Linked DNA regions of Homo sapiens: region 2 is linked to region 1. A link is a loop called in an ENCODE intact Hi-C map of the cell type or tissue named here. Cell type or tissue: ascending aorta. All regions are shown on one strand. Each heading gives the region's core, and the rest is flanking DNA. Links, peaks and the distances in the headings are about the cores only.

Region 1 (10,732 bases), core at 3,672-8,671:
CAAAGAGGCATCAGTTTTCCTCTTCTAGTGAAGTTGCATGGACAGCACTTCATTCTCCCAGCAACAATGTGTGACAGCATGCATGAAGTATTGTCAACCAAGGAGGCTCACCCTAACCTTGGTGTCCAGAGTTTTTACTGGAGCTCAGTTACATAGATGTGGAGTGCTCACATAACTAGTCTTAGCTAGTTTCCAGCCCCTCCAAAGGTCAAACTAATACAACGTGGCCTAGGATTCCAAGTATTCACTATCATTCACATTATTATCATAAACCATCCAGCATTGCCCAAAATCTCAGATATATAAAGATATTCTTATTACACAGGATATTCCAAGGGGCAGAGGTCATCTCTCAGGAGCCAAAGGCCAGACCTTTCTTTGGAATGTGTAGGGTTTGAGCACCTCGAGCCCATTGAGTTAGCCCTTCAACTTTTTACTGCACAGCAGTAAAACACATTTATAACTCTCCGGGTGGTCCCATGGAGGATACTTTTATCCCTTAAGGAGATGGGTGCATGTCCAACCCAGTCCTTTGGGTGGATTGAGAATGGCTTTCAATATGGCTGAACAACCCAAACCTTTATAACTCATCTAACTGGTGGCTATTTTCAGTTTTCATTTCCTCCAGGACAGGCTGTCCAACTTTTTGGTATCTTGGCTGTAGTGAACATATATTATCATATTACAATATATTAATGGTACCATTTGGAGATCAAAGAAGTGTCCCAAATCGGGACACTTTAATATCCACATCATCCCAAATTGTGTTTAATGCAAGCATCACAACAAGAAAATGGGGGACTTCTTTTTAAGGAAGGCAAAACCTTATGGTATAATTCAAATGATATTAAGTATAATTTCTACCCAATCCAAGGCACATTCCTTCATGGACTTGAACTATTTCATGTCTTCATGACTTTCTCTTCTCCAGGATTACATTAGTATTTAGGGCTGCCATAATAGAATACCACAGATAGGGTGTCTTAAAAAACAGAATTTTTTTTCCTACAGTTCTAAAAGCTGGAAGTCCAAGGTCAAGGTGCTATCAGGGTTGGTTTCTGGTAAGGCCTCTCTTCCTGGCTTGCAGATGGCTTCACATGGTTATCTCCCTGTATTCTCACAGGGCTTTCTCTCCTTGTGTGTGCACTTCTGGTGTCTGTGCCTACAATGATGAGCGCCAAAAATCCCAGAGTGTTTTTTCATAACACAGTTCTCATTCCAAAATAGTTTTTATTCCTCTCTTTTATAGACCATTATAAGGTTTCTTCCTCTAAATTAAATAACAGTGACTAAAACTAAGGCAAATACTCTGGAGCAAAATAAAAACTAAAAAACAGATAGCCTTAAAGCAGGAAGTTACCCTGTCACTAGGGCTTGGCATACTGTAGGCTTTAGAAGCATTTCGCGGCATGAAAGAATGGTAACCCTGAGGCATCTCCATGTAATAAGTTAATTTGTATACTGCTTTTAAATAAAGTTAAACAACTTACAGTTTCAGAAAGATAGAAGGGAAGAGCATTCGGAAGACTGGGAGTGAAGTTTCCCGGGCCTGAACCCTTATTCAAAGGCGTCTCGACATGGATAACCTCGAGAACATTATGCTAAGTGAAATAAGCCAGATACAGAAAGGCAAATACCAAATGATCTCACTTATATGTGGAATCTAAGAGTTGAACTCATAGAAGCACAGAATAGAATAGTGGCTGTCAGGGATGGGAGGATGGGGAGATGATCATCAAAGGGTACAAAGTTTCAGTCATGCAAGATGAATTAAGTACTGTAGATGTAATGTACAATATGGTGACTACAGCTAACAACACTGTATTGCGCACTTGAAATTTGCTAAGAGGGTAGATCCTAAGTGTTCTCAAAACACACACACAAAGGTAACCATGTGAGATGATACTTCACTAGCTTGATTGCAGTAATCATTTCATAATATACATATATATCTCAAAACATCACCTTGTTCACCTTAAATATATACAATTTCTATTTGTGAGTTATACCACCAATAAGCTAAAAAAAATTAAAAGTCTAAATTTTTTTAAAGGAGTTTCAAAAACTAATGCTTTGCTCTATACTTGTACCTGGCCCCACCCTTGTCTCTCTAAAGCAGGGTGCCCTAGGAAGACTGATTGGCTGTAGCCCCAAAAGGTGAGAACTAGGACATAAGATAAGAAAGGGAAGAAGGGAAAGGGAGAGAAGGAAGTGGGGAACAAAGTGCGTCAATGTGTGAAATTTTAGTTGGATGTTGTAAAACAGGAAAAAAAATGCCAAATTCTATGGCTACCCCAATAACAAAGAATGTCTTATGGCAATGGCACCCTCCAAGTCATATAATTCATTTATTATTGTCACTTTCACTATTGTTTTCGCTGAAGTCTTTTTTCTGTTACTTGAACAAAATCATTTTTTTCGTAATTTGTTAATAAAATTGTTTCATTTTATCTGTCTATCCTACATCCCTTCAAATACAGTACACAAACAAATGAACGTGCTTTTCCAGCTTGTAACTTGAGGCATGGTAGAATGAGAATTAGATGGGGAGTTGGAAGACTGAGGTTGTAAATGCCCCTCTTTAGTTAATGTGATTTTGGGGTCCGTTTACAACTCAGACACTGATTTTCTCATATCTATCTACACTAACACAGACGTCAGGTGGCTGTCAAAGATGATCTCTAATGGTATAATTAGAGACATCAGGGCTAATGTTCTCTAATTTTGTCCAGTTATGATAAAGTAACTTGGAGTGCCTGTTCTTTACCTCTCTAAGAACGTTTCAAGTGTCATTTAAAATTTGATTCTTATTTGTCAATGTGTTTTTTGGCTCCTCTGTGGAAACTGTTATAGTCTTAAGCCTGTCAAGGGAGTATAAAGACATCCTAAGAAAATTTGGAGACTGGGCCGGGTGCGGTGACTCACTCCTGTAATCCCAGCACTTTTGGAGGCCAAGGTGGGAGGATTATGAGGTCAGGATGGAGACCATCCTGGCTAACACGGTGAAAACCTCGTATCTACTAAAAATACAAAAAATTTAGTCAGGCGTGGTGGCACATGTCTGTAGTCCCAGCTACTTGGGAGGCTGAGGCAGAAGAATCACTTGAATCCAGGAGGTGGAGGTTACAGTGAGCCAAGATTGCGCCACTGCACTCCAGTCTGGGCAACAGAGAGAAACTCCATCTCAAAAAATAAACAAAATAAAATTGGGAGACTGACAATATAACTTCACTAATTTGTCTATGTAAAAATAGTAATAAAGAAAATGGAAAGGTATATACTTTTTAAATTTCTAGTATTTTCAAAAGATTCATATGAGGTTATAAATGGAAGATAAATGATTATTCTCTGTCGAAGTTTAGGAATAACAAGAGTAGGATAGTTTAAGATAGTTGAGGCCTTATTGAGACCCCAACTTATTCATTCAACATGTGACTCACAAAAAGTGAAAGGCAAAATAGATTTATCACCTCAGATTCTAAAACAGGAATAAAACAAACAAAGTGACTTTCATCCAGGAAGAAAGCAAAAGTACATCCGCAGTTCTTACGGTCAGAGAGTGTGTGCTGCTCTTAGAGCCAAGTTTAGTTCTTGGTAATTCTACCCAAGTCTGAAAGGAAATCAAGATGACTGTCCACATTGACGCAAATCACAGGACATGGAGGCAATGTCAGGCATTTAATGTTGTAAAAGTTGCAAACCAGAAATCCCATGGAGGAGAACACAGAGAATCCTATAGTCCTGATATCATTTTTGGTGGAATGAACAAAGACGAACGCAGAGCTGGGAGATATTTGGCACAGAATGAAACAGAGTTTGAACTGTGGCTCTTCACTCACTACGAGTTAGTAAACTAATGCCATAGCACGCTGCTCAGTACAATGGGTACTCTGAAAGAAGTGAGTGCTCCCTTTCTCCCCTGCTGTGAACCTGCCAGTGAACCAAAACCCTTAACAGTTAGAGCCAAAGAGCAGGAGAAAGTCCAGCAACGTGTCCCAAAGTGATTAGAAACTATCTTGCTTTCCTCCTATGGAAATACCAAGCATTTTTTGTGGAAATCTGAATTCACAGATGAAGTTCAGAGTGAATAGTAACATTCCTTTTGTTTTACAATCTTGGAAATAGTAGTTTGGCATGGAAAGAGCAGAGCTTACTTTTTAAAAAGAAAATTATTTGTATTTTTATAACCAGATTTATTTATAGTTATACCAGTAATATCTCTGTTATTTTGGCATGCAACTAAAAAATATAGAAAAATTTCATGTCCCTCTTGCTTTGTCCAATAAATATAATTTCTAAAATATTGTAGAAGTTGAATAATTTTAACTTGTTAGAAGAATTTTATAAAATAAACAGCCAAATCACCTAGGTTGAAGGTTGTCTTTTAGAATTTTCTTAAAGGGAGGCATATCTATATTTAGACATATTTTTAAGAGGCAGTAGTTTTGCTTTAAAATATATGACCTGTGAAGTCCTTTTATCTTACTAGCTGTGTAAACCAAAATAATTACATGTAACAAGTCTTATGTGGAATAATTCAGCAGCCAGTTTGAAAGAGGCTAATTAATATTTGTGGCTACATTAATCAGAAAAACTATGGAAATGTCTCTTGGTTTATTATCCCTTTTTCTATGATTCATAAACAGACATTATTACAACTGCATAAACATGAACCCTACTGGGCAACATCCTTTTTTTTTTTTTTATTTTTTTCCCCAAGATGGAGTCTTGCTCTGTCATGAGGCTGGAGTGCAGTGGCGCGATCTCAGCTCACTGCAACCTCCACCTCCTGGGTTCAAGCAATGCTCCTGCCTCAGCCTCTGGAGTAGCTGGGACTACAGGTGGGTGCCATCAAGCCCAGCTAACTTTTTGTATTCTTAGTAGAGACAGGGTTTCACCATGTGAGCCAGGATGGTCTTGATCTCCTAACCTCGTGATCTGCCTGCCTTGGTCTTCCAAAGCGCTGGGATTACAGGCATGAGCCACTGCACCCGGCCCTGGGCCATATTCTAACAGTTCCACAGGATATTTCCAGCCAGCTGGAACTATCTGCAAGACAGGGCCATTGAGGCCAGAATACCTTTCAGAGGTCTTCCCTAGCTAAGGTCAAATCATAAAATTATCGGATTATCCATAGCTGGGGGTGGATTCTCTCAAGACCGCATTAGTAATGTATTAATGATACATTAAGAAGTACTCCACAGGTCTATAACTGCTCAATCACCTTCAAAGAGTTTTTACACACATTATGTCAGGCATGAATTATTATGCCTATTTAATAGAGCTTCCTATCCTACTGCCTCTTTTTAGAAAAAAAAGTTTTATTGTGATCTTTATTGTATACATTTAAGGTACAAAACATGATGTTTAGATAAACATATACAGTGAAATGATTACTATAGTCAAGCAAATTAACAAGTCCATCTCCTCACATAGTTACAGCTAACTTAGAAAGACAGAACATCACACCCAGAGCAGGGAGCTGTGTCTCCAGCTCCCTCAGGTCCATATACCTGAGTGACTTGGAGAAAATCATGCATTTCCTGTAACTACCAGACGTAGTCACCTCAATTAAGTAATCTGTTTTGCTTAGGCATACCTTGGTAAAAGCTCACAGTACTAATCTGGACCCACCCCTTTGATCTTTGAAACCTGAGGTGCGAAAAAATATCAAAATGGAGGGCAGAGGGATTTGTTTTTATTTTCAGATCATCAAAAATACTAAACTGTTGATCAGAACCATCCATGAAGAAAGAAAAACAAATTCAAACTATGACTAATGGGGCCTGCTGTGCGTGAGTCACAAACTGAATCAAGCAAGGCCTCTGGAAGCAGGGGGAAAAGCATTCAGGAGTCACTTTGTACTCAAGCATGAACCTCCTAAAGTGTTGGTCTCTTTGCTGAACTATTTCAACACCTGGATGAAGTCCAGGAGAAGAGACGTCAGGCAGTTTAAAAATTGCTTCTCTTTCCTACTAAGGATGTTTTCAGTGACCTTGAGGAGGTGTTTAAGAATGACTTTCTTAGGTGTGAACATGAAAACAGTGGGACTTAGGGCAACATTTGGGGAGATTCCTTGCTTCAAAGTTGTCTCTAAGGCATTGCACATTCCTACTTCTTGCAGGAGGGAACTGTCTTTCCAAAGGATTTTGCAAACTGTTCTGCTTTTGCTTATCTAAACTGGAAAGAGATATATAAACAAAATATAAAATACAAAATAACATAAAGTCTGTTGATTGAGCATAGAGGCTTGGGGTCTTTAGCTTTTTTTCTTATTGTTGCTTTGTATTAAAATTCAAGGGAGTCCAAATATTTTCAGTCCCCTTGATCTAACTGGGATACTCATACAATGAGACATTGCACTTCTGATAAATATGATAATGATGAGTTTAGTTTGAATTCCCAACTGAGTGCATGTCTCTTAAAAACATTTTTCTCTTCACTTTGTAAATTTCTTATAGAGTCTAGGTTGCTCATCTGGGGAAAATGCCACAATACTTGATCTGACCTGGAAAGATTCCCAGTGAAGGTAAATTGATACTCACATAAGCCAGTTTTTATCATAAGAATTGAGACTAGTACTGAAGGTAAAGAATAAAAAGCTAGTTGGACAAACGTTCACTGCATGATTGCTACACAGTGCTTGGTGCCAGGGATAGCCAGCCACCTGGCAGCTAGGAAGAAAGCTGGCCTTACCTCAGAGCTTTCTTCTTCCTGGCTAGTCAAACTGTGAAAATCCTTTCTCATGCAACACAATAAAATAATTGGCTCCAAAATGTCTCATTCTCAGCCTCATTCCCTAATACTGGACACAGGAATCTCTTTCAGCCAAGCAGCCAAGCTCAGGCCAACATGGGACGTACCTCCACTCCTTTAAGATAAAGTCAAAGCATAACACCAGCTGATTCCTTAACTGTCATTTCACTCCAGTTTCCCTCAATTGGCATCATGTTTCCCTGATATAAGCAGCGTTAATTAAAGATTAGTTATTGAAAAGGTGGTATTGTGCTCAAGAAAACAGTGAAAAAAGAACCACCATTTAAAAAAAATGCCACCACCTTAACAATGACATTTGTCAGATATGTATTTTGTTCATGGTTGGTTGATTTGTTAAGGTAGTTGTTACTCTTGTTTTCTAATGACTGCTCATTTGTTCTCTCTTCTAGGACTAGGGAAGGCACTGTAACATAATGATTAAAAGCATAGGCTTTGGTGTCAGACACGCTAGGATGCAAATTCTAACTATGCAACCTTGTAAAATGTGCTGGGCAGCTATCTTTCCTACAGAGTTGGAGTAATGTTGACTAATATATATGCATTTGTATAAATTAAGCTGTTAATTGTGTGTCAATATTGCATTGATATCTTGGCTCTTTAAGGACATTTGATTTTCTGGTTTAAGTAGTACCTCCTGCATGAACTTCCTGACGTGTTGAACTATTTCAACACCTGGATGAAGTCCAGGAGAAGAGAGGTCAGGCAGTTTAAAAACTGCTTCTGTTTCCTACTAAGGATGTTTTCGGTGACCTTGAGGTATTATGTATGTATTATGTATGTCATGCCTCAGAGACAGACTTGGCTTCACAACCATTTTTCCTGACAACCATCCACCTATCTGACATGCATTTATGGGGAACTGAACAGGAGTTATGAAAATAAGTCCTTAAGTCTGCAACCTCTCATACTTAACTGTCATCTGTAGGACACTGAAGACATATATCAGAGGATCCACACCGTATATAATTCATGCCTTGTATTGGTTATCTATGGTTGTATCACAAATCAGCCCAAAGCTTAGTGACTTAAACCAATAACTATTAGTGCTCACAAGTCTGTGGTTCAACTGGGTGGTTTTGCTGATTTGGTTTTGCTGCTGGGCAGGACTGCCTGATCTTGGCTGGTCAAGTTCCTGTGATCGGCAGATTGAAAAGGTGGTAGTTGGTTCAGAATAGCCTTATGCGTACCTTGGATGGTTGTTGTTGGTTCCCACCTGGGGCAGAGGGGATAAACGGGCCAGGTGTGTTTCATCTTCTACCATGCTGGCTCTTGCTTGTTTATAGGCAGTCCCAGGTTCCATAAACAAGAAAGCAAGCCACAATGTGCAAGAACGTTAGTTTCTGCTCATTCATTCCAAAACACATCACAAGGCTAATCTAGATTCAAATTATGGAGGAAAATGCTACTTCTTGAGGGAAGAGCTACAAAGTCACATTGCAAGGGCATGGACACAGGGAGGGAAAATCTTTTGGCTATGTTTGCAGTGTACCACATGCACTTGATTATAATCTTAATGCTTTTCCCTTCAAATCTACTGACATAGTATAGTGGGAAATCCTTGACTGAGTTCTTTTATTTTCCTTTACTCTGTCAGGTTTCTTCTGGGTCCATTCAAGAGAGTGTGAAAGACCGAGTGATTGACTCAAGACTGCAGCTGTTTATCACCAAGCCAGGACTCTACACATGCATAGCTACCAATAAGCATGGGGAGAAGTTCAGTACTGCCAAGGCTGCAGCCACCATCAGCATAGCAGGTAGGATGCCCCTTCACATTTGCGTTGTTCCAGGAGAGGGGAGAGTTGATACTATTCTACAATATCGAGCATTGGAGAAAATCTCCCTTTTCTTTTATCTCTTATTTCAGTTGCATTTGGGCTATTTCCTCCCCCATGGGGATACTCCGGAGGTGACCTAGATATGGATTTTGGCAGATTTGCTGCCTGGAAAACTAAATCCTCAATACCTACCCAAGTGGTAGGTAACAGCTTCCAGGAACTCACTTCTTCCTTCCTTCTTGTTTTTCTTATCTTTTTTCCTTTTCTCCATTTCTCTTTCCTCCCTCCCTCCTTCCCTCCCTCGCTCCCTTTTTTCCTTCCTTCTTTCCTTCCTTCCCTTATTCCCTCCTTCATTCCTCCCTCCTTCCCTCCCTCCCTCTTCCCTTCCCTCCCTCCCTCTTTTCCTTTTCTTTAATTTCCTTTCCTTTTCCCCACTCCTCGTTCTCTCTTTTGGTTGATCAAACTTTCCAAGTCTCTCATGGAGAAAGTTGGCAGACATTCAACATGGTCATGCCAATTTCTGCATGGCTATTTCTTGCGGGCATTTTTACCTGTGAGCATGATCCCTGTGGTCTTTCCCTTCCCTGCTTCAGCAAGCCACAGCAGGTCTTACAGGTGTTTTCAAGAAAAAGGCTGACACACGGATTTCTAGGATGTTTGTGTTGAGTTCTAAAGGTTTATTTTTAAAATGTAAATGTCCCAAAGGCTTCTGAGAACATTTATAGAATTCCTAGAGATGGAAATAATCCCTGTATCAGGAAATGCCAGGCATATTAGATTCATAGCGTGCCTAGGGCTCAAGGGTCAGGAGAGAGGTGCTTGGCCTGACATGTAAGGCAAGCACGGATAGAGCTTGTGCCTAGGGCCAACTCCCCACAGCCTGCTGTTTCTTATTACAGTGCCACCTCTTTGATCTTCCCTGATGGGGAACTTTCCAGTAATGTCTGTGATTTGTAATATGAGGTGAATAAAAACCACAGATAAATGATAAGGAGCACTGGACAAGGCTGGCCCTCTGGGACTGCCTATGAAGGAAAAGGAAGACTTCAAAATTAAGGTTCCCTCTCCTTTCTCCCCCCAGTGATATCTCTGCCTACCATGTCTTCAGACACCATATCAGTTATTCTAGCATTTCCACAGGTGGGAAATTATTTCTCCCAGAAAATGAAAAGTCTTCTAAAAGTAAATTCAACTCAATTTAACAAATAATAATAATATCACATAATAAGTAATAGTATAATCATATAATATAAATAGTAATAAGAATTACTATTTACATAGCACTTTGCTGTTTATAAAGCACTTTTACATGCATTTATCAAATACTCTAGATGACGCCCATTGTGTTGGGTAGAGTAAGAGATGAAAAGTTAATTTAAAAATGGGTCCTGCCTTCCAGGGACTCTGCATCTAGAAGGAAGTCAGTCAGTCACGTATATTATGGCACTGGCTGTATTCTATTGCAGAAGCATACACAAAATACAACAGCAGAACAAGAGAGGCAGGATGTCAGGGAATCCTTGGAAAAGAGGTATCATTGGAGCAGAAGATGTGGATATGAGATGACTAGGTTGAAGTCAAACCTTTCAAACCTGTTCAAAAAACAGCAAATCAGTGGTCAAGGCTAGACCACGAGAGAGACAGCAGGGAGGTGGAAAGTGGAAACAAAAGTTGAAACATGGGCTCTAGCCAGGTTATGAAGAGCCTGCATAGGTTTAGTATATTATTTCATTGATGAGAAGTCATTTAATGATTTAGAAGAAATAAGTGCAATAGATATATCCTCTAGCAAATTAACAGATGCTGAGGTGTTAGGAGGTTGAGAAGTGCGGCAAGCTGTCAGGAGGCTCTTCCAGGTGTCTCAAAAAGTCATGAAGGTCTGAACAGCAGCAGCAGCATTGGTTCAAAGGGAAGAGGAGAGATGCACAGGACAAATCAGGATAGAAATAAGGTTTGCAAATGCTTGAAAATGGCAGTGGGCTAGAAGGATGAGTTCAGATGTGTCTGATTTTGAAAGGTGCCCAGGACAAGCAATAATATATAAACACAAAGCATATGAACAGGAGAAGGTCCAGGAGATAATAGAATACTCAAAAATGTTGATGCCTTTGAATTACCTGGAATTATTCTGGTCTCACTGTCTTTGTATTATTTGACATTTGATCAAGACCTACTGTTAA
Region 2 (10,732 bases), core at 1,852-6,851, 150 kb after region 1:
ATTCCTGCTCTCATCCAGGGCAAGTGTTTGTAACCAAAAGTGGTATGCGACTGTCTGTTTCATGCACATAATCTTCCCACCTGCTTACACGTAGCCTCAGTGTGCTGGCCTGCATGATGTTCATCTACTATGCTCCCTGGTCTAAGACGGAGGAAAAAAGAGGAAGGACAGACAGTAGACTTTGATAATGATATTGATGTAGATAACCAACCCTAAATTATTACTTTTCTTTATTCTTTGGAAATGCTTCATTAGAATAAATTAGAAATGCTTCAATGGAAAGAACTTCATTAAAAATGTTTTTAAAATAATAATAAAACCTTTATTAAACATTATTTACCAGTTTAAAACAAAACATGTTTAATAATTAAGGAAATGAATGACAATATTCACATGGGAACTTAAGAAGCTAGTTAGCGGGGAGGAAGAAAAATAGAGATATCTTGGAAATAAAATTTATTTTAATCTCCGAGGCTGGGTAACTTGGAGGACTTTAAAGGTATGTATTCATCTTTTATAGGAGGAAAGAGACAGACAGACCTGAGGTCAGATACTGTTTCTTTTCCTTACTGCATATGGGACATTGGACAAGTTATTCACTTTTGCCCAGCCTCAATATCCTTATCTGTCAAATGAGGATATGATCTACTTTCAGCACTATTGTGAGGACTGAATGAGACACTGCAAATGGAATACGAAGCACAGGGCCACCTAATGGGTTCCCTTCATTTCTTTCCTTTCCTTCTTCAGTGAATACGCAAAGGATAAGCCTCCAAGAAATGTGGATATTTTGGGTGAACTGTTATTGGTTCTCCTAACCTAGAGATAGCAAAGTGGGAAGCTGTATTCCCTACTATGCCATTACCATAGTCACAGAGTGACACCAGGCTGTCCTTTAATCTGAAACAATTCTGAAGTAACCCATCAGCATTTCTTGATGACTTCTTGAACTTCAGAGTCAGTCCTCTTTTTGCTTAAAATTAAAAATAAGGGACAGGTGCAGTGGCTCACACCTATAATCCCAGCCTTTTGGGAGGCTGAGGCAGGAGGATCGCTTGAGCCCAGGAGTTCAACACCAGCCTGGGCAACGAGCTGAAACCCTACCTCCAGAAAAAGTAAAAAAAAAAAATCAGCCAGATGCAGTGGTGCACACATGTCCCAACGACATGGGAGGCCGAGGTGGGGGAATTGCTTGAGCCCAGGAGGTAAAGGCTGCAGTGAGTTATGATTGCACCACCGCACTCCAGCCTGGATGACAAAGCAAGACCTAGTCTTAAAAAATAAAAAAAGAATATAAAATGAATATTTGCTTTTAATTTCTTAATTTTAGACCCAATCTCATTTGAAAAAGAATTTGAGGTAAGAGTCAAGTTTAAAAGTTTAAATGGTCCTTTATTTTACTATCCTTCAAGTAGAGGGGAACAATTTCTAAGAGGAATGGACTATCTCAGCCTGCTAAAGTACCACATTCTGGAAAAGAATGAAATCCTTCTGGCTTTAGAGAGCCTGGGAAGACAGGGTGTACTGGACGCCCCACTCTGAGCATGCTCAGAGTTGCATAGCCAGAACAGCTGCTACAGCCAGGCATAGCCAGCAAAGGTTCTGGGTGGCTGGCTCCAACCTCTCCTCTCTGGGGCAGACACTGGGGCCTGGCCACTAGGCTGGGTGGGCTGCACAACCAGTTATTGCAGCACGGGGCCCCCTAGTCAGGGCCTAAGGCAGAGGCCAGATCTTCTTAGCCGGGAAACTAGGGGAGACCCACTTGTTTTTTAATGACAGGGCCTGACCTAGTTGAGATGTTTGAGGAAAATAGATAAGCCAGGGAGGGAACTCTTTAGGGAGTGAACACACAGGCCTCATATTTCTATTTTTCACAGGTCACAGTTCAGGAGGGTCTGTTGGAGACTTATCAGACAACAGCACTGACTGGGGGGTGTTCGGAGCTGGATGCACTCTGGCCACCTCGGTAAGATTGGACCCCACCCTCCAGAAACAGCTGGGCAGCTGGGCAAAGGCCAGCGCTGAGAGAATTTCATTGCAGAACAGTTCTGGCTAAAAAACAATAAAAATAATTTTCCTAAGAAATAAAGTAGCAACAAAAGAGAACCAGATGCAGCCCAGAGGAGCTTCATGTTGGCCCCACGTGAAGAATGGAAAGACAGCCTTTGGGACACCTGGGCATTTCTCTTGCTTCTCATGCCATTTACCCATCCATTTCGTATTCATTTCTTAGTCAAAAATCTTAATCAGATCAGGCTTACAGAGTGAAAAACTTAGTTAGGGAAGATGTAAGCTGGGTCAATTCCTTTGTCTTCCTTTAGCTGTAAACCAGTAAAGTGCTCGCTTCCAGTTTAGATCAGAGGGAGAAATGTACTTGCTCCATTTAATCCAGGTATATGATGCTAATGAAGAACCTCAAGTCCTGCTCATAATTATTCTTGTTACCACGACAGATTTTTGACTATGCTGCGTACTTTCTAGGGCCCTCATTATATTTTCAAAAACATTGCTGACAATTTTCTTTTTGACAGTTATTTTTCAGACTCCTGCTATTTATTCAGGTCATTTGTGGCCTTTTGATTTTTAACTATGTAAAGTTTTGAGGTGCAATTACATCTTTTAAATGCATTTATATGTTATCTCTTTATGATGCCTAATTAAATTTATCAGGGGCAACCCACACTTGAAACATTTAAAAGGCAACTCAGAATGTTTTTTATTTGCTTAGTCTGATTGTTACTGAATTACACCTTATTTTGTGTTTTGCACTTAAGTATTTGATTTTTAAGACATTCCCCATTGTACTACTCCATGGTATGATCTAGAAAGTAACCCTACACTTAAGTAGGCAAGAAAAACAAAGGAAAGGATCCACAAGAATAGTACACTAAGGATTACCCATAGTGAGGTTACTAGATTGAAGACTAGGATTTAAGCACCGTATGAACTTGTAATAAACACATAATACACTGAAGCATGACTTAAAATTTGGGAGGGGGTGAGTTAAGTGACTTGTATTTGAATATGCAACTATTTAGTGAAATCTTTTTTTTTTTTTTTTTTGAGATGGAGTCTTGCTCTGTTGCCCAGGCTGGAGTGCAGTGGCGTGATCTCAGCTCACTGCAAGCTCCGCCTCCCAGGTTCATGCCATTCTCCTGCCTCAGCCTCCCGAGTAGCTGGGACTACAGGCGCCTGCCACCACGCCTGGCTAATTTTTTGTATTTTTAGTAGAGATGGGGTTTCACCGTGTTAGCCAGGATGGTCTCGATCTCCTGACCTCATGATCTGCCCACCTCGGCCTCCCAAAGTGCTGAGATTACAGGCGTGATTTAGTGAACTCTTTAATCAGACAGAGAATTTTATTTTCCTGAATCCTGCCTTCCTACCTGACATAGTTTGGCTCTATGTTCCCATCTAAATCTCATCTTGCAGCTCCCATAATTCCCATGTGTTGCGGAAGGGACCCCATGGGAGATGACTGAATCATGGGGGAGGGTCTTGCCCGTGCTGTTCTCATGATAGCAAATGGGTCTCATGAGATCTGATTTAAAAACAGGAGTTTCTCTGCACAAGCTCTCTCTTTGCCTGCCGCCATCCATGTAAGATGTGACTTGCTCCTCCTTGCCTTCCTCCACGATTGTGTGGCCTCCCAGCCATGTTGAACCATAAGTCCAATAAACCTCTTTCTTTTGTAAATTGCTCAGTCTCGGGTATGTCTTTATCAGCAGTGTGAAAACAAACTAATACAGTACCTTTCAACCCCCTTAGCATGCTGGAAAAGTTCTTATGCATCAGAACTACAAACACATCTTATAGGGAGAAACTTTTGCATCCATTCATCTGTTTATCTGAATGTGGAACAGCATTTGGCTTCCTCTTCCATAAGTTAGAGGCATCTGTGTTCTTCAAATCATAGCATCCTTACTAAGCTCCATCACTCTGTCTTTGAAGATAAAACAACATAAGGTAAAAGGAAAAAGACAACTGGAGAACTAATTCTAGAAAGATAGGGAGAAACATTGAAAAGTAGAAAAAAATAACTAGATATAGACTAAAATAAGGCCTTTGATTTTTTTTTTTAATGAGCAGATATCTATACTACTGTTGTCAAGGATCATTGTCTCTGCATCACTTTGTATTGTTGAATTTTCATTATCTGGGGATTATTTCACAAGGGATACATAAAATCCTCAAACACAGAATTTCTGGAGGAAGGAAGAAAATATTTAATAGCAAAAACAGTGAGCTCAAGAAACCCTAGTAATTAGAATCATAGTCTTGACAAGTCAGATTTTCACTGGTCTTCAGATACGTATTTCAAGAGCTGAGAAAACTAGTGACTCATTTCTGTGACATTGGTGCCTCTGGGAATCCAGTGAAAGCCATGGCTCTATCCTGAAGGGTAAAAAGGACCTTAAAACAACACAATGCTTACAATTCCAAGCAATACAAACCAATATTTCTGGACCAAGTTATTTTTTCCAGTGCTAGTTTTGCTTTTAGAAATTTAAAAAATATGTGTCTGTTGGACTTTTCCCAGTAGCTTTGGAATTACAAAACTATTTTATCAGAGAATTAATATAACTTGGCACTTTTATTCATCTACATATGAAGTAAAAACTTTTTTATGTAGATTACCGTGTGCAAAGAAACATGAATTTAAATCTAACTTTTGTACTAGTATTGTAGTGACAGCTTCCATCCACCTACCCATCCTTTTCTCCAGACAGAAATAGTCTACAGAGAGTCAGTATGAAACTATAAGAACGCTATATTTAGAGTGGGAGAACCGGATTTAAAATGTTTCAAAAGTTGCAAGGCCCTCAAGGGTCATCGGGTTTACAGCACACGTTCACGAGATGAAGACAGCTATGTTTAAAAGCAAGCCTCCAATATTGTCCTTTCCACAAAACATGCAACGGTTTGATCTTTTGACTAGCACCAACTTCTCTAGGCCTCAAATTCCTCATCTACAAAATGAAGGAGATCACTTACAGCCTGAGAAATCTCTGGCTAACTAAACTAGAATTTTTAATTTGCTCCTTTTCTGTAGCAGTGAATTCTTATTTTTGCTGTAAGATGCAGTATTCATAAAATCAGGCCTTTCACGTAATGTGTGTCACCTTAACTCCAAAACATCCTATGAGTGTTTTCACTGCATTCGTGCAAAGAAAAAAAATGAGATAATTCCTTGTAGTTGTAACCATCATATAAAGTAACAGATTTTGATAAATACCAAAAACCTGATAATCCCCTTAGGTTCCTTGGACAAACATCGGCTAATTCTTTTTTAAAAATACAACACAAATTATTCCATTACACAAATGATTGCTCTGGAGAATTAATGTTAAGAATGGAATGTTAAGAATGGAAATACTGGCTACATTTTGTTACACATCAAGAATCAGAATATAGGATATTTAGGATGAGTTCTCTTCTTCACACTGTGAAATCATTAGGAAGCTTCAATTTACTATGAAATTTCTAGGTATTTGAAATGGCTATCTTTTTTCATAGTTGACACTCTAGGAAATGTTTGAATTCAATTACAAAGTAAAAATGATGGCAGCCATCCATTCAGTTAAAATGAAAATTATCTACATCAAGAATTTTCAGAAGTTCATTCGATCCATAAATAATATCAAGCAGCTATTTTGTGCAATGCAATGTAGTCAGTGTCTTTGGGAGAATATAGAGATGAAATAATACACAGACCTGGCTTGAGGAGACTAGAAACTGAAGCTGGGAAGAAAGGCATTTACGTAGCTAAATGGGAACCGTAAGTGCAGGGAGTAGCAAGGGAGGAGAAAGGAAATGATAGGGAGAGGAAGAAAGCAAGAGAAAGTCACCTAGACCAGTGCTTTATCAACTTCAATGTGTACACGAATCACCCAGAGATCTATTAAAATACAGATTCTGATTCAGTAGGTCTGGAGTGGGACCTGAGAATCAGCATTTCTAACAGCTGTCAGGTAATGCTAATGTTACTCATCCATGTACAGCACTTTGGGTAGCAAGAGTATGCTTTGAGTACATAAATTAACCTAGCTCAGAATTTCTCTATTTTGGCTAGATGATTCTTTCTTGTGGGACTGGTCATTCCATTGTAAGATATTTAGCAGCACCCCTGGCTTTTGCCCACTCAGTGCCAGTAATACACCACCCCCATGCCCCCATGGTGAAAATCAAAAATGTCTCCAAACATTGCCAAATGTTTTCCTAGGGGCAAAGTCAGTGGTGTAGATAATGCTTTTACATAAAAAGTTATATGAGACAAATAGCAACCCTCTTAAAAATAACTCACTTATTTGTATTCGTTTTCTATTTCTGCTGTAACAAATTATCACAAAACTTTGTGACTCAGAATAATCCAAATTTATTATCTTATAATTCTAGAGGTCAGAAATCTGATGTGAGTCCTTGCTAGGCAAAAATCAAAGTGTTAGCAGGGCTGTAATTCTTTCTTCAGGATCCAGGGAAGAATCAGTTTCCTTGACTTTTCCAGCTTCCAGAAGCTTCCACTGCTCATGGACCCTTCCTCTTTCTTCAAAGCCAATGATCCAGCATAAAACCTCCCTATCTCAAGGCCTTTAACTTAGTCACATCTGAAAAGTATCTTTTTGTTCCAGGGATAAGGATGTGAGCATCTTTAGTGGTCCGTATTTCTCACTCCCACCATGTTAAAATAAAAATTACATTTGTAAATGATTTCATACCTAGAATAATTTAAGATAAAGTTTCTCCCCCAAAATCCTAGAGAACAGGGATTTTCTTCTGTGCCGCAAGTACTTTCCTACCTGAGAACATTTCATAGCATTTCTAGTCACACATAAATTCATCTAAGGAAGAACCAAGTTTTTCTACTTTTAATGTTACAGTTTCTGGCACCATTCCCAAGCTTTCTTGACCCTGTTGCTATCACTAGTATAAAATTACATTTTAAATGCCCAACAAATGAGGAAATATGATTCATTTCTGAATCTTTGGGTGTTTCCTGAAATTTAAGAATTCTATTTGTATTTTACAGAGTTATATTTACTACCTTAAAAATTTTCTTTTAGATTTATCTCAAAAGTGAAGGTAGTATTTGGCTACTTGAACCCTCATCCAAAACCTTCATCAGCACCTTCCCTGTGTTTTTTAGATTTTTGCTCATATGTGCCAAGGGCTAGGGCATCTTAAGTTACAGAATACTTAGTGACAAATTTAATTGAATCTAATTATCGTGCTGAAATGTTTAAAACAAATCTTTTCTTCAATCTGTTCCTATAAACTGCTCTTCAGAGTGAAAGCATGCATCTGCTCAAAGTGATTCTGAGATGGGGGCGGATGAGTAAATAAAGCCAGATGGCATTTACACTTACAGTTTCTTTCCCTTTTTGAGTTTGACATATAAGATTTGACTAACTGTCTTTAAAAGCTCATTTTTCCCAGCCTGTGAAGTTAAGCTTGGTGAAGTTGACAAGAGGCGATTAGGAAGAAGGCAGAAGGAGAAGTCGTGGCCTAAAGATAGAGTATTTGTTGACTCACGTTCCCACTACGACAAGAGTAGCAAAACTGAAGGTGAGGCTTTAACTCTTCCTCCACGTTCCTAAAGATGTAAGAACTTCAGCTCATTGAAGCCCATAGAGGCAGCATGTATTAGTCTGTTCTCATGCTGCTAATAAAGACATACCTGAGACTGGGTAATTTATAAAGGAAACAGGTTTAATGGACTCACAGTTCCATATAGTTAGGGAGGCCTCACAACCATGGTGGAAGAGCAAGGTATGTCTTACATGCAGCAGGCAAGAGAGAGTGTGTGCAGGGGAATTGCCCTTTATAAAACCAACAGATCTCGTGAGACTTATTCACTATCATGAGAACAGCATGGGAAAGACCCACCTCCATGATTCAATTACCTCCCACCAGGTACCTCTCATGACATGTGGGAATTGTGGCAGCTACAATTCAAGATGAGATTTGGGTGGGGACACAGCCAAACCATATCACAGCATGATTACGAAGTAGGGGGAAGAGAGAGGGCAGGTAGACTGCATTTCAGTTTTGTTTACAGGGAACTATGAAAGGTAGAAAAATAGAGAACTTTCTACTGAAACAAAGCCACTAACTAAATTCATTTTTTCTATAATGAGTAGTCTTAAGGGTCTTCTCCGACCCCAACTCTACCCAAAAATAGTCCCTGCACAAGAATTCTGGACTGGACAAGATGGTACAGATACTTTTTCCCTGTTTCTCCCAGCTAAGTATAAATATAAACCCTAGAAAAAAAACACAAAAGGAAGCCAGAGAACTCCAAAAGGTGAAATGGTTAGAGACCCTACAACCAGAGGAATGTCACAGTGACAGTGTCTTACAACCCACAACCTCACAGAAGGTCACCCAAGCCCAGTGTTTCTAGAGCCTCAATCTCGTAGCCAGCCCAAATAGGCTCATTCCCACTCAGACCAAAGGGGAGTCCCAATGATACTACCAGGCTGGCCAGCGGTACTAGCCAGGGAAAATGGAGCAGGAGCCATGCTGATATTGTTTGGCTGTGTCCCCACCCAAATCTCATCTTGAATTGTAGTTCCCATAATCCCGCGTTGTGAGGGACCTGGTGGGAGGTTATTGAATCATGGGGGTGGATACCCTCATGCTGTTCTTGTGATAGTAAGTTATCACGACATCTGATGGGTTTATAAGGGGCTTTTCCCACTTTGCTCAGCACTTCTCTCTCCTGCTGCCTTGTGAAGAAGGACGTGTTTGCTTCCCCTTCCACTATGATTGTTAAGTTTCCTGAGGCCTTCCAAGCCATGTGGAACTGGGAGTCAATTAAACCTCTTTCCTTTATAAATTACCCAGTCTCAGGTATGTCTTTATTAGCAGCATGAGACTAATACACCTGCTGACCATAAGAAGACAGGAAAGCACTCTCCTTACTCACCAAGCCTAAGACTCCCTTCCTCCAATGAGAAACAGCAGGTGGCTTGCAGCACTAGCAAAGGGGATCCTGCCACAAAAAAAGGCTCCACCTGGGAAGTGTTTTCCTTGGAGAGAGGGGCAGTCCTCAGCACTAGTGCCTGTCTCCAGGATATCTGTTTGTATTCCCTCTACCTCCATCAGAGGCATCATGAGGCTCTACTGAAGAGCTCCACCCCTTCAGGTAGCACCAGCAGACGCCAGGAGGAACCCTAGCAGCCCCAGATAAACCAAGAAGACCAAAATAGCACCACAAAGTCTCTGAAAATGCAATTGTCATTGGATGCACGGCCCACAAAATTAGGCCAGGATTTTCTTGCTAAACCTAAATGGGATGACTGCCTACTAAAACAAAAGATTTAAATCAGACTCTGAGTCTCCTAACAGCATAGCCAAATTCCAGGATAGAATGAAAAATTACCCAACAAACCAAAAGTCAGGAAAATCACAACTTGACTGTGAAATGACAACTGACACTAACCCAGAGATGAAACAGAAGAAGAACTTATTGACAAAGATTTTAAAGCAGCCATCCTCAAAATGGTGTAATGAGTAACTGTAAATTATTTAGAAACAAATGAAAAAATAGAAAATCTCAGCCAAGAACTAGAAGTTATTAAAAAAAGAACCACGGTGCTCACAGTTCAGCAGCAAATACACTAACATTGGAACAGCATAGATAAGATTAGCATGGCCCCTGCACAAGGGTGACATGCAAAGTCGTGACGCATTCCGTATTTTTTGAGAAATTAAAAAAAGAACCAAATGGAAATTATAAAACTAAAAAGTACAACAAATATAAACTTAGTGGGTTCAATAGTAAAATGAAGGTGACAAAGGACAGAATCAGTGAACCTGAGAACAGATCAACAGAATTACCAAATTTACTCACTATGAACAAGAAGAAAATAGACTAAAAACCGACAAAAAACAGACCCTCAAGGACTTGTAGCACAATAACAAAATGTTCAAGATTCACATCATCAAAGGTCCAGAATAGAGGGAGAAAAAGAGAGTGGGCTTGAAAAATTGTTTTTAAAATAATGGCTTAAAATTTTCTAAATTTGGCAAAAAAATATAAATCTACAGATTCATAAGCTGTATAAATCTCAAACAGGATAAACCCAAAGAAATCCATACCAGGACATTTCATAATTAAAATTTTGATAAGTGAATTGCAAAAAAAAAAAAAAAAAAAAAAGTCTTGAAAGCACTGAGAGAGCAACAACACATTACCTATTAGGGAACATCAACTCCAATAACAGCAAATTTCTTACCTGAAACCATATAGGCCAGAAGGAAAAGGTGCATTTTCCAAGTGCTGAAAACAAAGAATTGTCATCTTCAAATTCTATATCCAGGAAAACTATACTTCAAGAATGAAGGGAATATAGAAACAGATGAAAGAAACAAAAGGACTGTGTTGCTGGCAGACCTTTTAAAAATGGCTAAAATAAGTTTTTTGAACAGAAAGAAAATGATGGAAGATGGAATCATGGAGCATTAGGAAATAAAACAACAAAACAAGCTGAAATATGGCTACATACGATAGATGATCCTCCTCATGAGTTTCATAAGATATATTAGATGACTTAAACATTATAACACCATCTGATACTCAAGACAATAATATTTAAAAGTGGGAAAGGTAAAAGCATTTAAATGGAAATAAGGCCCCCATGTGTCACTCAAAGTGGTAAAATGTTGATATCAGTAGACTGTGATAAGTCACATGTGTATTGTAATGAGATAGCAACCAAAAGGAAAACTA

The links. Peaks named below come from ENCODE experiments on the same cell type or tissue, not always from the same donor. Only the 100,000 strongest peaks of a DNase experiment are listed, where the experiment ranks them.
Region 2: it touches region 1 in a loop (2.6-fold over the local background); 3 of 110 quality-filtered maps call a loop at or near these places.

The regions. Positions count from the first base shown.
Region 1 is chr9:110,739,270-110,750,001 of GRCh38, forward strand. MUSK (muscle associated receptor tyrosine kinase) reads left to right here. Exons shown (of 15, transcript NM_005592.4): 7 at 8,372-8,531. Among named protein-coding and RNA genes, the nearest start is that of MUSK, 76 kb to the left of the region's middle. In ascending aorta, for the core only: no CTCF peak of the experiment used is centred there; DNase peaks (open chromatin) are centred at 5,832 and 6,697; H3K4me3 peaks cover 453 bases; H3K27ac peaks cover 3,962 bases.
Region 2 is chr9:110,893,743-110,904,474 of GRCh38, forward strand. The region is part of intron 5 of LPAR1 (lysophosphatidic acid receptor 1); the gene reads right to left. It also overlaps the pseudogene RNU6-432P. Among named protein-coding and RNA genes, the nearest start is that of LPAR1, 140 kb to the right of the region's middle. RefSeq lists an enhancer at 8,883-9,052. In ascending aorta, for the core only: no CTCF peak of the experiment used is centred there; DNase peaks (open chromatin) are centred at 2,046 and 4,360; H3K27ac peaks cover 5,000 bases.